2 separate regions of the Homo sapiens genome follow, and region 2 is linked to region 1. A link is an interaction called in ENCODE POLR2A ChIA-PET data of the cell type or tissue named here. Cell type or tissue: IMR-90. All regions are shown on one strand.

Region 1 (2,500 bases):
CTTTAATTGCAAAAAAGATAAAATGTGTGTTTTAAACGTTTTTATTCCTAAAGGGAAACTGTAATACTGTGTCTAGGTTGAGCATACATTAGGCATTTATGTATCATGTCGTATGTATCCATACATATATTTAAGTACCATCTTATTTAACTTGTAGCCTAAAATTTTAAAAAATACACATTTTCTGGCTACCCACTAGGTGAGGATGATACAAGAATGGACGTAACAGGTCTCTGACATGTAGAAATAAGACATACATGAAAAAAGTGAGATAAATATCAGTTTAACACAATAACACTATGTACATTATGAATAGTTAAGTCTTATACTTCTAGGGAAGGAAGGAGACTTTTCTGAACTGATAGTTTGGGTAGGGTTACTGTAGGAGGAGAGAACTGAGCTGGACTTGTAGGATGGGGTTGAATTTCCTTGAGAGGAGTAAAGCGGGTATATGAGCAAATGCTTAGACATGAGGTATAAATTGAGCTTGGGCAATAGAAAGAATTCAGCTGTGGCTTGAGTAGAGTGTTAGGAAGCTGAATAGTTAGAGGAAATTTCAAAAATTAACTTGGGGCCAGACTGTAGAAGACCTTGAATTTTAACAGTAGGAGTTTGGACTCTAAGAAGTTAAGAGTTGGGGCAGAAAAAAAAAGAAAAAAAAAAAAAACCTTTGGGTATATGATACTTTATCCTTGAGTTACTGCTTATGTGATGGACATCACTAATAAGTTATGTTCTTAACCTAAAATGCTAGATATTTTTAGTTCTTGGTAATAAGCAATATGAAAGAGCTTGCTTTCTTTGTTACTAGTAAAATCTAGTGCATGAAATTGGCTTGTTAGCATAATCTCAGATTTCTTGGTTGGAAGAATTTTTATCACATAGCAAATAACTTGACAGTTGTTTATTTTTAGAGATGACAAATCAGTATTTTGCACTGACTCTGTGAATTTCATTTATACATTTCCATGTACTGTAAATTTATACCCTTATTTTTGGGGCACACTAAAATTAGCCCTTTTTAAAAAAGCTCTGGCTTATTTTGGCACCACTACCTTATTAGCCCAGACCCGTGGGCTACATTGTTTAACCTGCTGAACCCCATGTTTTTTCTTTGTAAAATTGGAAAGACACCTCCCTCCCAGGGGTGGTGAGATTGTCTAGTGAAGCAAGACAGTTGCAGTAATGTCAGGCACACATGTGGAGGTAGATACTCAGTAAATTTTGTCTCCCTCCCTCCTAAGATTGAAATGGTTGTGAGCAGAGACTTAAAGTAGACTTTCTTATTATTTAATGTAGACTTTCATATAGTGAAACTCAAGGAAATTTGTAAGGCAGTAACTTTTGTAAAGTCTGACTTTGTTATAACTTGGATTTTAAAATGTTGATATATCAATATAACTTAGTGATGTTTTTAAAAATAAATTGGCAACTGTTTCATGAGAATGTACATAAAAAACTGAACAATCAAAGGACTGAAGTATTTCTACAAAGTCATTTTATTTCATGAGCTAAAAACTGTGGCATTGAAAGCAAATGAAGTCCGGGAGGAATATTGTTATACCAAGCATGTTCTAGATCATGCTGTTAAAGAAGTGCAGTTAAATTTTTTTAACTGACTTTTTTTCTTTTGGCATACATCAGTAAATGTTAATATGTGTGTAGTTGTGTAACCCCCAACTGTAGTCAAGATACAGAACAGCTCTGTCACTCTAGAAAACTCCTTGTGCTATCCCTTTACTGCCACATTCTCTCCCTAACCCCTAGCAACCACTGATCTTTTTTCTATTTCTTTATGGACTAGAATAATGGGGGCTATCAAATCAGATGAATATCTTAAATATGATACCAATATAAAGATAAAATATTGAAATATCAAATAAGGTAGTGGTCATGAAAGTTCTTAGTACATAGAGGCATTAGTTATTTAAAAAATAGTTTTGACTGGGCGAAGTGGCTCATGCCTATAACCCAACAATTTCAGAGGCCGAGGTGGTAGGATCTCTTGAGGTCAGGCGTTCAAGACCAGCCTGGTCAACATAGTGAGATCCTCCCATCTCTACAGTCAGTCCAATAACTAAATAACCAACTAAGTAATTAAAAATAAATAAATAATAAATAAAATAGAAGAATAAAAAAATAATTGGCCAGGTTATGATGGTGTGTGCCTGTTGTCACAGCTGTTCAGGATGATGAGGCAGGAGGATCACTTGACTCCAGGAGTTTGAGGTTGCAGTAAGCTATGACTGTGCCACTGCACTCCAGCCTGGGCGACAGAGTGAGACCCTGTCTTAAAACCAAAAAACAAAAAGACCAAAACCAAAAACAAAATAGTTTCATATATAATATGAAGTCAGTGGGTGAAGTTTAGCAGAACTCTTCCACAAAGTCAAGTTTGTGTGAACTTCGACAGCTTTTTTCTTCAGAGGCTTTTAGGCTTATTTTTGAAAGACTTGTTTCACATGGTCCCGATAGCTGGAAATCCCTGTGTTGTCTTTTA
Region 2 (2,500 bases), 250 kb before region 1:
CTGCGCCTGGCCTGGGCTGGACTCTTAAAAGTAGATCTTAACATAATGGAAGTCTTGGACCCAGTGTCGAAGGGCCACGTACCCAACAACTCTCCAAGGGTCTAGGTGCTTTGCAACACGTAGACAGCCCAGGCCAGTGCTCTAGCAGGGTCCACATACTCCTGATGGTTTACAAAGTTCATTTAGGTGCTATACAGACAGCTTGAAAAATGTAAGACTAGTTTTCCATTTATGTAGTGGTAGATTTTTAAACAAGTATGTTTTAAATAAATGAGTGGAGGAAACTAAGACATGTATGTGGACATAACAGGGATGATGAAGGTGATATCACAAGGCTGACACATACCAGCTTACATGAGTGTGAAATTCCACAGCACAATCCTTTTAGGATCCTCTAAAATGGGTATCTCTTTGGTCATGTGCCCCTCGGGTATGGCAGTTGAAGCATCAGGAACCTTCCTGACTGTTTTCATTGGCAGTTGAGTGTTAGAGATTTGTATGCCAAATTACTTCTTAATAATGCTTATACTACTTCACATTTTAACAAAATGTTAAAATGGGAGGACAGCTGCCTCTGGGGTTCACAGACACTTTCCAAAGGACATGATGGCAGGGAGGGTTTTCAGGAAATCCATTTCCACATCTTAAGCCTTCTTCTCTTGCTTTTTGCAAATTGCATTTCCTGAAGACTAGCTTCACCTGCTTCCTTGTCCTACCTTTCTTTCAAAACTGCCCTTCTCCCCCTTTACAAGAGGAGAACCTGTCGCAATTCAACTCACTATTGCAGTAAGAAACCTTCATTAAGGCTGGACGCGTGGCTCACACCTATAATCCCAGCACTTTGAGAGGCTGAGGTGGGCAGATTGCTTGAGCTCAGGAGTTTGAGACCAGCCTGGGCAACATAGGGAAACTCCATCTCTACAACAAATACAAAAAAAAATTAGCCAGGCGTGGTGGTGTGCACCCGTAGTCCCAGCTACTTGAGGGGCTGGGGTGGGAGGATCGCTTGAGCCCAGGAGGTGGAGGCTGCAGTGAGCTGAGATCGCACCACTGCACTCCAGCCTGGGTAAAAGTGAGACCCTGTCTCAAACAAACAGAAAAAAAAGAAACCTCAATAAAAATTTACCTTTGTGTTTAATAATTATTTGTGATATGTTTGTTGATCAGTTATATACTAATAGCTGCAATAAACCAATCCAGAATTTGTAAATTAACAAAGCCTTAAAGTAGGACATTTTTTAAAATATCATTTTGTATGCATAAATACATCTTTTTATTGTAGAGAATTATGAAAAGCTAATGACTAAAAACTTTCAAACATAAAAATATATTACATCAAGAAAAAATTCTGTGGAGAAGTAGAATGGAAATACAGTTTTACATAGAGAAAGTAAGAATACAAGATTTGACTTAAGAGCTTGTTCTTGAGTTTTTTAATAGGTCATGGTTGCCGTCAAATTCTTATGGTATTTGTAATCCATTTAGTACATTTAAAAGAGTGGTATGTATATTTTATTTTAAAATGTCAATATGTATAATATATCAGGGATTTTAGAACATGTGAAAGGAGACAGAGTTGTTCAGAATTCCACTGGGGACTACACTAGAAGTTCGGAAACCATGGATACGTACACTTTCTTCAGAATCAAAGCGATGGCACTGTAGGTCCTCAGAGGGGAGGGCAGCTTTGAGCTTGGTCCTATCACCTTGATAAGGAATGTCCTCTACAGTAGCCTGACATCGGGTTACCTAGATATTCTTTGGACACTGTGACACAGAGTCCAGAACCTCTCAGCACAGAGGGATTACAGACTTAAGAATCCGGATAACTGGTTTCTAATCTTGGCTTTGCTGCTACCTATGTCATCTCAGGCAACTCACATCACCTATTTGGGCCTGATTTCCATGTGTATAAGTGAGAGAACTAATCCTTATTGTGTTTTTTAAAAGTCGAATAATGACATGAAATCCACCATCCTAATCCTAAGATGTGCCCGTTGGAGTTTAAAAAACAAAAGCAACAACAAAAACCTGTTCTTTCCCTACCTATCAGCCTTTCAGATATCAGAAGGCACCTTTTATGTTCCCCTCAAATCTTTACCAGTTTTAAAATATGTTGTTTTTCAACCTTGACTTACATAGTCTTTTTTTTTTTTTTTTCCCTTGAGACACAATCTCACTCCGTCACCCAGGATGCAGTGGTGCCATCCCAGCTCACTGCAACCTCCGCCTTCCGGGTTCAAGGGATTCTCATGCCTCAGCCTCCCAAGTAGCTGGAATCACAGGCGTGCACCACCACGCCTGGCTAATTTTTGTGTTTTTAGTAGAAATGAGGTTTTGCCATGTTGGCCAGGCTGGTCTCAAACTCTTGACCTCAAGTGATCTGCCCGCCTTACCTCCTAAAGTGCTGGGATTATAGGCGTGAGCCACTGCACCTGGCCCATAGTCATCTTACTGAGGATTATTTCTCCAGGCCAACTATTCTCAAACCTTTTGGTCT

The links. ChIA-PET counts read pairs that join two places held together with the same protein. Peaks named below come from ENCODE experiments on the same cell type or tissue, not always from the same donor. Only the 100,000 strongest peaks of a DNase experiment are listed, where the experiment ranks them.
Region 2: POLR2A ChIA-PET joins it to region 1 with 15 read pairs; 10 of 35 experiments call an interaction of 5 or more read pairs at or near these places.

Annotation. Positions count from the first base shown.
Region 1 is chr2:30,491,930-30,494,429 of GRCh38, forward strand. The region is part of intron 1 of LCLAT1 (lysocardiolipin acyltransferase 1); the gene reads left to right. Among named protein-coding and RNA genes, the nearest start is that of LCLAT1, 46 kb to the left of the region's middle. In IMR-90, no CTCF peak of the experiment used is centred here; no DNase peak of the experiment used is centred here.
Region 2 is chr2:30,243,817-30,246,316 of GRCh38, forward strand. All of the region lies in intron 2 of LBH (LBH regulator of Wnt signaling pathway), which reads left to right. Among named protein-coding and RNA genes, the nearest start is that of LBH, 14 kb to the left of the region's middle. In IMR-90, no CTCF peak of the experiment used is centred here; no DNase peak of the experiment used is centred here; H3K27ac peaks cover 580 bases.